3 separate regions of the Homo sapiens genome follow, and regions 1 and 3 are each linked to region 2. The links are chromatin contacts, found by Hi-C or POLR2A ChIA-PET in ENCODE. All regions are on one chromosome and are shown on one strand. The core of a region is the stretch at or near the end of the contact, and the rest is flanking DNA. Distances in the headings are between cores, read along the strand shown.

Region 1 (3,945 bases), core at 927-3,426, 130 kb before region 2:
CTTTCAGAGTGGGGAGGGTGGGAAGAGGGAGAAGATCAGGAAAAGTAACTAATGGGCATTAGGCTTAATATCTGGGTGATGAAATAACCTGTACAACAAACTTCCATGACACAACTTTACCTATGTGACAAACCTGCACTTGCACCCCTGAACTTAAAAAAAGAAAAAGAAAAAGAAAATAGCTCCCTCCAAGTCTCAGTAGTGCAGTGTTCCCCCTTCCCCTGCTGCCGATGGGGAAGCAGCAACAACAGCACCAGCACAGGCGCAGGGCACAATGGTGCTCATGTTTGCGCCCATGCCCTTGAATACCACGCACTGCTGCAAACTCTTCCCGTGTCCTCTCACTGAACATTCCGAACACACTATGAGGCAGGCACTACTGTCACTCTCATCCCGCAGACAAGGAAGCAGACTGCTAAGAAGCTAGGTGCAGTCATGCACCGCACAACGATGTTAGTCAACAGCTCCCTCTATGTTTTGCTAGGTTTGGATACATCAATACTTGCCACTGTGTTATAACTGCTTGTGATATTGCAGTATATGCTGTACAGGTTTATGGCTTCGCAGCAATAGGCTCTACCACAAAGCCTAGGTGTGCAATAAGCTGTACTGTCTAACTTTGTGTAAGTGCACTCTAGAATATTTACACAAGGACCAAACTGCCTGAGAAAACACATTTCTCAGGATGTGTGCCTGTCATTAAACAACGCAGAACTGTAATTTTGATTTAAGGTCACAATGCTAGGAAGTAGCCATGTCAGGATTCAAACCCAGGCACTCTGGTTCCAGAGCTGGTCCCCCTGCTGCTCTGCACTCAGCAGCATTTCCAGACTGAACAGACTCAACCAATGGCTCCAGGGAGCCCCTCAGCCAGCACCTCTCCCCTCCCCTGCCTCTGCCTAGGGGGCAGGATACAACCATCTGTGTCTGGGTAGGCCTGAATCTTGTGCTGCGAGAGTAAGGGCAAATATCTAGGCTGTAACCCAAATCCAGCCAGAAGGAACGCCTCAGCTCTAACGCTGTCAGCAAAGCAACTCTGATGAGCTTCCTGCCCTAATTCTATACCTCCAGAGGTCAGGAATCCAGGTTTCCTAGGAGGCTGAGCTTCACCTAGTTTTGTTTGATTCATTTTCCAAAAAAAGAGACGGCCCTCTGTAGGCCATCGACTCTGCTATGTCACCAAGTTATGGGTTCAGCCCCCACATAGCCCTCCAGCTATCTGGAGCCTCTGGTCCTCTTCTGGGCTCCACCCTACCCCAGCTAAGGGGCAGAGTTGCTACAGGCTGCAGATTGTTTAGGCAGGAGGACACAGGACTCAGGCTTCTCTCCAAAGAGATGAGCACACCCTGCTCCTCCTGCCGGTCCTCTGTCCACAGGCCCATGGGAGGCTGGAAGCTCTGTGCACTGCAGCCAGGGCATCTTGTCAGAGGCCAGAGTGACCTTCCTGGGTTAGGATAATACTGCTATAGCAGCCTCTCCAACCGGGGACTCTCCACCACACCCCTGGCCCAAGCAGAAGCACTTTTGGGAAAACAGGCCTTTGTTTCTTGTTGACCCCATGAGTGTGGGAAGGCAAGCTTCTAAGAGCCAGAGGGAAACAAGAGGAAAGTAAGCAGAAATATGGTGAGAGGCTGTTTGGCGTTATCATCAGGAGGACCTTCCTTCCAGGCAGCTGCTGTTACAGAACCAGTCGCACGTGAGACCTGGGTGGGAGTCTTCCCTTTATCCCCCAATCCCTCATTCAGACCAGAAAACAGAGACCCAAGAAACAAAGGCTTTCCCCTAGGGCAAAGAATTACTCCCAAAATCTCAAGGTCAGAAAGGGGATTTCAAGGTGAAACCTGACTTCCCCCCACACCTGAGGTCCTGAGACAGCATGTTTCACAAACTCATCCAACCAAGGCCCACATGGAACACCACATTCACACCATGATGAGCACACACACAAGTGCACACATGCACATGAAATGGAAAACGGTGAGTCAGTATTTCTACCATGTGCACTGTATTTATTATTTTTTCATATGCACTGTGACCCACTTAAGGAGTATGAAAAGCTTTGTCTGCAAACTTTGGGGCTGAGCGGTCGCCTTGCTCATCTGCACTCTGGCAGGGACAGGCAGCTCGGCACGTTCTAGGGAGGACACAGGGAATTGCCTTGCAGTAGAAGCAGGAAGTGTATTCACCACTTCCTGGGTGCTCACTGTGGCCAGGCCCTGAGTAGCTACAGGTACTGATGACAGCTTCAGGAGGCAGGCACATCATTGTTCTGACTTTCAAATGTACAAGCTGGGGCTCCAAGTGATTATGGGACGTGGCACTCTGTGGGCCACCCAGAACAAGTGTGGTCCTCTCTGACTGGCACCCTTGCCCCTCTCTCCTTGGCATCTTTCCTCCCTGGACTTAACAATTGTTTGCACAAGGTCATGCCTAAGTTTATCAGAGAAACTGTAGGCAGGGCTACCCAGCCTGGACCACGTGGAGACTTGCCCAGCACGGCCCCTGCCTTCAGCCTGGCACTTCACTGAGCTATGGCCTGATTAGGCAGCGCCCAGGCAGGAACACCACCTCCCTCCTCCCTTGGGCTGGTGGGCTGTGCTGCAGACATGGTCTGGCTGCTCGAGCCAGGTCTAAGGAGAGGTCCTTCCTTTCTTTGGAATTCAGGACATTGGCTCCAGAGTTTTCTCAGGAAGGAACACAGCCCTTGGGGAGCACCAGCTGAGTTCCTAGGCGCCCCTGGAACCCACATCCTGGGAGGCACAACACAGGAGCAGGGCTCATGGGGGCTGTGTGGCTGGCTCAGGTCAAAGGTGGTCTCCCGGCTCTTCTTGCTGCAGCCAAACTGCTTCTAGGAGCCCGATCTAACAAATCACAAGCCCCTCTCTTTTGAGGAGGTGCTGGTGACTACCCCAAAGGCCATCAAGTGTAGAAAGGGCACTTAACTCTTGGCCCAAAGTCCCTCTGGGGCTGCAGACCTCCCCAGGGAGCAGCACTCTCCACAGACAGATATCCCCAAAGCCCAAGTCCTCTGAGGAAACTGGAAAGAGCCGCAGAAAAGGGGTCATGATCCCATGCAGGCCCAGAGTAAGCAAAGCCTCTGCCTGGCCTCTGTGCCACAACTCAGAGAAGTGTTAGGCCAACCACGCCTAGGGACTGACAATGGGCCTAGCAGGTACCCACCAGGCAGAACTCCCTTCCCCCTTCCCAGTCGTCACCGCCAGTCCTGGTGTACTCCACAGTCCTCATGGTTCAAAGGGCAGTTCCACAATCATCCTCCACACTGTAGCCTCCTGAAGCTGCATGGAACAGCCCCTAGGCTGGGCTGAGCCCTCATCCCAATGCCTGTCCTCAGGTGTCAGGTCTGATTCCAGGTCCTATCACCTCCTTGGGAAGGGAGCCATGATTCTGCACTCTTCCCCACCCTTCAGGTGTCCCACATGAAACCTGCATGCTACAACCTGGCAGACCCCAGAGAGGGTCCTGCAACCCCAGAGGGACTTTGGGCCAAGAGTTGGATGCCCATTCTACACCCGATGGCTTTTGGGGTGGTCCCCAGCACATCCTCAAAAGAGAGGCTTGTGATTTGTTAGATCAGGCTCCTAGAAGTAGTTTGGCTGCAGAAAGAAGGGCCGGGAGACCACCCCATGACCTGGGCTAGCCACACAGCCCCCGTGAGACTCCCAGGACCTTAGGCAGCTTTGGCCAGCCAGGGCTACCTAGGCTGGACCTACAGCACAGGCCAGGGAGACCAGCTCATGGGGCTTCCATCAGCCCAGGACAGGAGGAAGAGCTGGAGCCACAAACCACTGCTCTCCCAGCTGTTTCCCTCTGCAGAAGTTCTGAGATCTAAGGTAGACTCTAAGCAATCTGTTTTCAGAGCTCTCTAGCCAAGAAGAGCCTACCCTTGGAGTCAAGTCCTAGCTCTGCACTCACTAGCTCTGTGAT
Region 2 (4,081 bases), core at 1,030-3,529:
GAGGCAGGGCAGGCAGGGCCTCCAGGCCAACAAAGGCTGGTGAGCTTTATTCTGAGCAATCCCTGTGCATTCCAACAGAGTTAACCCATAAACACTTCCCAGAGACTCCTGGAGCTTAGAGGAAGGACAGATGGCTTCAGGCTTGGGGCAGAGTGGAGGAGAGCAGCCAAGACAGGATGTAGTGTGATTGGGCTGGGAGGCAGGAGATGACATTGAGAGAGTGCCTCTGAGCAGGGAGGTTCCCTGAAGACCTTTCTGCAGCTGGGCACCCGCCCCTGGGCACCTGTCCCTGGATACCCTTCCCTGACATGTTGACCATGTTGACCAAAGTGAGATTGGGCTTCGCCCTCCTGGCAGCTCCATCACCATGGCCAGTTTTGGCTCAGTGCCTGTGATGGAACTTTCTGGGATGGTTGGAGGCGGTCTGCATCCATGCTGTCCAGAAGGCAGCCACAAAGCACAAGTGCACTGCTGAGCACCTGAAATGTACCTGATGGGGCTGAGAAGCAAGATTTTAAGTTTAAATCTCCACAAGACACTAGCAGCCACTTGTAGCATGCGAGCTGCATGAACGGATTCTGCCGCATGGCTCCTCCTTGGCTTTAGCCAGGTAGCACTCAGGTCAGCGCTACCCATCAGGGCCTTGCCTCATTGACTTCTGCCATGCCCAAAACCAGCTGTTTGGTCTGGGCCACACAGAGGCCCCACGGCTGACTCACCACACCCCTCATCCTGAGTGAGCGGTCAGCAGATCTTTCCTTTCCACTGAGAACGTGAGTTTCAGCGTGCACAGGAGTCTTGGTCTTGGCTGCCCAGTTAGTCACGTGGCCGCCCTAAACATCTGCTCCTCCTGTGCCAGGAGTGGAAGGAGCAGCTCAAAACCAAGCCCCATGCCACAGCAGGTGGGCCCACCTGAGATTAGCACCTCCCTTTCCACCAGGAGCCAAGAATACCCAGGTTGCTCATTTGAACCCATATGGTGAAGTTTCTCTCTCTCTCTTACTCTCTCGCTCTCGCTCTTGCTCTCTCTCTCTCTGTAATTTATTCTGTAATTTCGGTTTTCAAAAACAAAACCCTTCCATAGTACAAAGTTCTCAGACTGGGTGCTGTCTCCAGTGAGTTCCTTGTAAAACAAATACGTGTTGCTTGTGGTTGTACAAGTTGCACAGCTACGCCAGGAGGAAGTAGACAGCTGTGAACGAGCTGGGGCCACACCTGCTTTGTGGTGGGGCTGTCCCTTGCATCCTAGGATGGTTGGGAACATCCCTGGCCTCTACCCCCAGATGCCAGTAGCAATCCCTCCCACCCCCATCATTGAGACACCCCAGATGTCCCCAGCATGGCCACATGTCTCCTGACAGTGAAGGCAGAAGCACTTTGGTTGAGAACCGCTGGTGCAGAGCAGAAATGGCCTGATGAGAAGAGGGATGAGAGGCTGAGGTGCCTGCAGTCTCCCCTCTGTGTGTCTCCAATCCACTTTTGTGTTTTACATATGTAGGGAGGCATTATGAACAATGTCTAGTGCTATGTTGGGGTCCGTGTTTAAAATGTACTTACGTGCAGCTGTGCTCTGCCCTGCCTGTCCGCGCTCGTTGCTGTGTGGCTTGTGTCTTTGACCTGTTCTGTGATGCTCCATTACAAGAGCACATTGCATCACATTCATCCCTTTCCCGGTTACTATATCAGGCAGGACCTGGGCAGGAAACAGTGGTGCGGTCAACATGAAAAAGAGCTGAATGGACAGACTTTAGCAAAGCGTAGGCAGGGCTGACAAAAACAGTGCCACGTTGTCTTCCTGGGGTTCATGGTTTCAGATGCTGCTGCAGGGACTGTCTCTGCTCATGGCTCCTAGTGTCCATGTGCAGAAGCATCTCCAAAGGCCCTTGCAAGGGGACTCACTGGGGCCAGGTTATCCACAAACACCGTGATACTCAAAATCTAGTTTTACCCTAAGGAGGTAGGGGATGACTCTTTGGATCTAGAAGTGAAGGCACCTCCTAAGGGAATTTATCCTGAGTCACCTCCTCCTGGCAACTCACCCAAGGACTCCCCATGGGGCTTCCTCACACAGAGATATCCCCTACCATAGGAAAAAGACTCCTGGGTCCGGCCTCAGCTCCCTCTCGTTGGCTGTGCCTGTGTTTCTCACTCATCTGGCCAACCCACAGAAGTGGGTGGAGCCGGGTCTGTGCTGGGCTCTGGGGAGCATCTGACGAGTCACTGCAGAAGCAGCACTTTCTGCAGGAAGAACAGAAGTGTCTGCCTGTCTCTCACTTCCTTTTTGGGGCCTGGGAGGGTTGGCCTGTGAGTGGCCAGCTGCTATTTATGGGGCTCGACTGCTCTGTGTGAAACCCCAGTCTCTCTCGAGAGGGAAGAGTAGTGGGAAAGGGTGGTGCCAGGTGACATTGCCCCTGGTCTGGGGTACAATCAGCCCAGGTGCAGCGGTCACAACGTCAGAGTAGGGGGTGTAGCTCAGGGGTAGAGCATTTGACTGCACAACGTCAGAGTGAAACCCATCTAGGTCAGGATGGACGTGATGGGTTTCCTAACAAATCAACTCTGTGTTCCTTGTATTTGTAGACGCTCAGTGTATAGAGTGGGCTTTTAGTTGGGTGACCACATTCCAACCCCCCTGATTTGGACAGAAGGGGAAACTGAGGCCCACAGAGGCTAAGTGCCTAGTCTGAGGTCACATGCTGAGCTTGGGACATCAAGAGGACTAGAGTCCATAGTCTGGACTCTCATTCTAGTGCTCTGCCTTTTCATGGGGGTGGCAGGGTCACCCGTTTGGCGCAAAATTAAGCTGAGTTTCAAAGGCCACTGAGCATCTTCCCCAGCCCCAGCCATTCTCAGGGTCCTGGGAGGAGGACAACTGTCTCCTGTATTGTCTTGAACCCCTGGTGGATGGGCGGGGCAGGGGGTAGGAAGGGGCAGAGAAGGGGCTGTCCAGATGTGACACATCTGGAGTCTCCACATCTGCCCCAGGGGTGATGAACAGAGCTGCCCTCTCCCGCCTGTTCATGGTGGCCTTCGGTCATCTTTAGTTTTGTACCACCCGGGTTGCTTTTGGGTGTGCCTTGTGACCTGTTCTCGCTGGAATGAAATGGCCTGTGCATTCCTCCCTTCCTCCTCCTCCCTCTCCACCTCCCTCCCTCCCTCCTCCCCCATACGTGTACTGAGCCCATACTCTGTGCCCCTTGCCTTTGAGATGAATGGCCGGGGCTGTCCTAACTGAGGAGGCAAGATTTGGGCAAGCTTCCTGGGAGGCAAGCAGTCACCCAAGCACACATCTGGGCAGAGAGCATTCCAGGCAGCGGAACAGCACAGAGGGGAAGTTGTCAGCATTGGCCTGGTGTGAGCAGGGGAGAGTGGCAGAGGGCTCAGGGAGAGAAGGCCCAGGTTCAAGGCCCAGGGCCATTATAAAGATCCAGTGTTTAGTCAGAGCAGCTGGGGAGTGGCAGAGGTTCCTGGGCAGTGGAGGGCTCAGCTGTGGCTCAGGTGCTAACAGAGTACATGGCACCTGGGGGTGGGGGGGCCTCTGAGAAGGGGCTGGTAGGGGGTGGCTTGAAGCAGGCCTGAAGGTGGTAAGTGCTCAGATGATTTTGGTCATATTTTGAACGTAAAGCCAACAGTGTTTGCTAATGGATTGGTGGAAGGGAAGGAGACAGGGAGAGAAAGAGAAGTCAAGGATGACTCCGGGTACTTAGGGCCTGTCTTAGTTTTAGACCCAACCTCACAATTCTGGTGGGCATTGCCCTAATGGGGGCTATCCCTCTGTGGCATTCTTTGAATTCAAGGGGAGGCAGCCATACCCCCAAAGCTCTTGCACTCTGTGTGCCTGCAGAATTAGCAACACATGCATGCTGCCAAGGCTCACAGCTTGCACCCTTTGGAGCAGCAGCCCAAGCCACACCTGGGCCCATTTGAGCCACAGCTGGGGTGGCCAAGGAGCATCGTGCCAAAACACAAGGAGTAGAGACCCAAGGCAGCCAGCCCCTGGCCCATCCCCCCAAATCATTCTGCCCTCAAGCTCCAAGGGCCCTGGGCTTATGATGAGATGAGTCATCCAGATCTCTCAAAT
Region 3 (3,734 bases), core at 377-2,876, 160 kb before region 2:
GAATGACTAGAGTCTTTGTTACTCATGGTGGTACCCTGGGACCCCACCTAACACTTCATGCTGACAAGACAACTCAGGGTAGAGGCTGGCCTGGCCAGAAGCAGGAAATTAGAGGAAACCCATTAAATCAGAGGGTTGGGGTTTGGGCCATGTGAAAGTAGCCAACCATGGCGGGAAGGGCTTTAGGTGGAGTTCAACTATGAGGACAACAACTCCATCAACCACAGCAGCTACAGAGCCTCCTAAAACTCAACACCGGGGCTCAGGTGGGCTTCCGGGCAATGCTCTGCGCACTGCCCCACATCAGGGCTAAGAGGACACCGTGTCCCCAAGGATGCAGAAACTTTTGGCATCTGTGACTCCCCCAGTCCCAGATTCTACTCCACATGGCTCTCCCTTGGCTGGTTCTGACTTACATACTTTCTCTATAATAAAACTCATTGTAAAGACAGTACTTTCCTGAATCCTGTGAGTCATTCTAGTGAATTTTTGAAACTGAAGGTGGTTTTGGAAACCTCCGGACTCACAACTGGTGTCAGAAGTGGGGGCAGGACTGGGCACAGTGATTCATGCCTATAATCCCAGCACTTTGGGAAGCCAAGGCAAGTGGATCGCTGGAGCCCAGGGGTTCAAAACCCTCCTGGGCAACATGGTGAAACCCTGTCTCTCTAAATAATGATAATAATAATAATAATAATAATAATAATAATAAGCTGGGCATGGTGGCATGCACCTGTAGTCCCAGTTACTCTGGAGGCTGAGGTAGAAGGATCGTTAGAGTCTAGGATTTCGAGCCTGCAGTGAGCCATGATTGTGCCACTACACTCAAGCCTGGACAGAGAGTGAGACCCTGTCTTGGGGGAAAAAAAAAGAAATGGAGGCAGATGTGGCAGTCAGGAGGACTGTGCTCTTAACCTGGAGTCTGGCTGACTGCAGGCAGTCCTTGATCCACACAGTTTTGAAGAAACAGCCAATAAGAACCATTTTGTCCTACCAATAAGATTTTTTTTTTTTTTTTTTTTTTGAGAACAGTGCAATGCCTTGCTCATCTGAGTACCTCACAAGATTTTGGGAAAAAATAGCCTTGTAAGTAAATGAATGAACAAACACATGAATAAGTGAGTAAAAAGCGGATGTAAATAATTGACTAACACTTTCATTCTTATTCCCCATACCCCACATCCTTCCAATTGCCCCAACTCCAGCATTACAAAAAACAAAAGAAAAAAGGAACCTTCAGAAACAAAAAAGCTTTAAGCAGTCTTCAGAAAAAAGATACTAACGTCTAATGTACTGTTCACATCACAAATTGGGGAATAGGGTCAGGTGCCACAGGACAGAGGTGTCAAGGGTAGTGGGAAAGACTAAGTGCTGACCATACACGCTGCATCAGGCCTGTCCAGAAGTGCCCCCAGCCCAGACATTAGGCACTCTGACATGCATCCCTGCCTGTCAAGCCTGTGGCCCCACTTCCATCCCTGGACTCACATGTATCTGGAAGCCATAGTTTCTCTGAACTGGATACTCTGTGACATCGTAACATGCGGACAAGTCAATTTCTCCATCCAAGTCGGCTGCCTGCCGAGGGAAGTGAGAATGTCTTGAGATTTTTAGGAAGTAGAACCAATGCCTAGATGAGCAAATTTCCGTAAGTGATTTTCTGCACTGACTTTACTTTTAATAGTATACACACTGACAAGTGAGGACACCGTCTATCCTACTACTGCATGACCCAGGCCCCTCACTGGGTGCAATCACACCACCATCTGTCCCTGTATCCAGCCAAAGATAGTCCACGCCAGTGGTCCTCAAACATGCTGCTGTTGAAATCCCTTCACACTCTTAAAAACTGGTGGCCCTAGAAGAGCTTCTGTTAGGTGGATTTCATCTATTGATGGTATTTACTATGTTAGAAATTAAAATGTAAATATTTTAAAAATTTTAATTTAAAAATATTTAAATATATTTTAAAATATATTATAAAATATATTTTATACATTTAAATATATATGAAAATATATATTAATATAAATGTAAAATTTAAATATATTTGTTCATTTGAGAATAAAATAAATTCATTTTAAAATAAAAATCTGATTTAACAATCAGTGATAAGAGTCACATTGCTTTGAATTTTTGCAAATCTCTCTAACATCTGTCTTCAGAAAGGACAGCTGGATTCTTGTTTCTGCATTCCATCTGTTCAATACGGAAGTTTTTTTTTTTTTTGAGATGGGGTCTTGCTCTGTCACTCAGGCTGAAGTGCAGTGACACGATTTCAGCTCACTGCAACCTCTGCCTCCCGGGTTCAAGTGATTCTCTTGCCTCAGTCTCCCGAGTAGCTGGGACTACAGATGACCACCACCAAGCCCAGCTAATTTTTGTATTTTTAGTAGAGACAGGGTTTCACCATGTTGGCTAGGCTGGTCTCAAACTCCTGACCTCAGGTGATCCGCCTGCCTTGGCCTCCAAAGTGCTGGGATTACAGGCATGAGCCACCGCCCCCGGACAACAAAGGAAGTATTTTTAATAGCTTTTTCAGGTAGTTGTGGCTGTTCTTTGACAAGCAGTAGGCTCTTAAAGGTTAACTGCAATGTGGTATCTGAAATCATGCCCATGAACTCTCTGTACTGTGTTACATTAAAACCCAGGCATGCTTTTGTAACATTAGGTACTGGTCACATGGAAAATATTGTTATGCACAGCTTCCAATTGTCTACACATTTCATTATGTAATATTAAAATATCGCCTTTGCTAATACCACCACCTATTTCATCAGGAGAGTGTAAGTAAAGGGAAGTTCATGATGGTGAATACAAATTTTCCCAAGTTCTAATTTTTGCTTGGAAGCTCAAATTATATCACTGGCAACAAATTCTGTCAGTTGTTTTCCTTAGAGGAATGAGCCAACTTGGTTCATTTTCATGAAAATATATGCCAAACACCCAAAATTAATGACCACAGTTTTGCCTATCAGTTGTTTTTCAAGTAAACGTGGTGCTCCAAAAGAAGCTGCTAGTTCAGCTGGCAACTCAATCACACAAGTCCTTTCCATGAGAAAGCCTGCACACTCTAGTATGCAGCCAGGCGATGCTTACTTCCCATTTCAAATCACAGAATATTAAAAAGATGGGCATTTAAAGATTGAGGCTTCATAAAATTAGTAACTTCTGCTGCTCTTTCAAGGACCTTATTTATTTTAAAACGATTAATTATTTAAAATGTATGGCAGTGAAGAATCCAGTGACCACTGGTCCAGCCTGTTGCTACAGATGGGGCTGTGCCAAGTGCTAGTGGCTTTACCTCCCATTGCTTTTGCACCATCAGTGCAGATGGTCACACGCAAAAAAAAGTCAATGACATCTTAATATTACAAATTATTTTAACCACCACTGCTCTCCTGAAAGGGCCTCAGGGACCCCCAGAGGTCTACAGACCACACTCGGAAGTGCTCTTCTATGCACATGCAACCAAACACTTACATAGGCTCCTTACTTCCCCAACGCTGGACACCACCAGAGGCCCACCGCCCACACTCTCCTACCCCTACTTCTTATCACTACCACCTTTTCTCCTTCAGTCTGTAAAGACTGGCTCAGAGTATTTAATACATATCCCGGCCCTTAATGATGGGTATTTAGGCTCTTTCCAATCATCTGGCTGTTACAAACGTGTGGGAATGACTAACCTGAAACAGACGTTTTTCCACATGTGGGAGTTATCTGAGGGATTC

Evidence for each region. A loop is a pair of places that touch in the nucleus more often than their neighbours do. ChIA-PET counts read pairs that join two places held with the same protein, here RNA polymerase II (POLR2A). Pooled maps may share reads with other maps.
Region 1: a loop to region 2 is called in a map of natural killer cell, with 2.3 times the contacts of the local background. The contact joins the enhancer-like site here to the promoter of LINC02090 in region 2. A Hi-C loop is called at or near these places in 1 of 168 maps with a recorded cell type or tissue (natural killer cell) and 1 of 50 pooled maps. POLR2A ChIA-PET finds 5 or more read pairs at or near these places in 2 of 52 experiments (H1 and Panc1).
Region 3: a loop to region 2 is called in a map of gastrocnemius medialis, with 2.8 times the contacts of the local background. The contact joins the enhancer-like site here to the promoter of LINC02090 in region 2. A Hi-C loop is called at or near these places in 1 of 168 maps with a recorded cell type or tissue (gastrocnemius medialis) and 2 of 50 pooled maps. POLR2A ChIA-PET finds 5 or more read pairs at or near these places in 2 of 52 experiments (BJ and activated CD4-positive, alpha-beta T cell).

What each region holds. Positions count from the first base shown.
Region 1 is chr17:17,117,887-17,121,831 of GRCh38, reverse strand. All of the region lies in intron 3 of MPRIP (myosin phosphatase Rho interacting protein), which reads right to left. Among named protein-coding and RNA genes, the nearest start is that of MPRIP, 77 kb to the right of the region's middle. RefSeq lists an enhancer at 2,077-2,602. Within about 2 kb of position 2,176, at least 24 of the 41 ENCODE cell types and tissues checked have a DNase peak (open chromatin) inside an H3K27ac peak, as active enhancers do; they include natural killer cell, where a contact is called at or near this core.
Region 2 is chr17:16,986,527-16,990,607 of GRCh38, reverse strand. LINC02090 (long intergenic non-protein coding RNA 2090) reads right to left here and starts at 2,279. Exons shown (of 3, transcript NR_146886.1): 1 at 2,085-2,279; 2 at 1,558-1,693; 3 at 432-499. RefSeq lists enhancers at 1,937-2,156, 2,789-3,619.
Region 3 is chr17:17,147,988-17,151,721 of GRCh38, reverse strand. MPRIP (myosin phosphatase Rho interacting protein) reads right to left here. Exons shown (of 24, transcript NM_001364716.4): 12 at 1,489-1,578. Among named protein-coding and RNA genes, the nearest start is that of PLD6, 56 kb to the left of the region's middle. RefSeq lists an enhancer at 1,302-1,381. Within about 2 kb of position 1,626, at least 8 of the 41 ENCODE cell types and tissues checked have a DNase peak (open chromatin) inside an H3K27ac peak, as active enhancers do.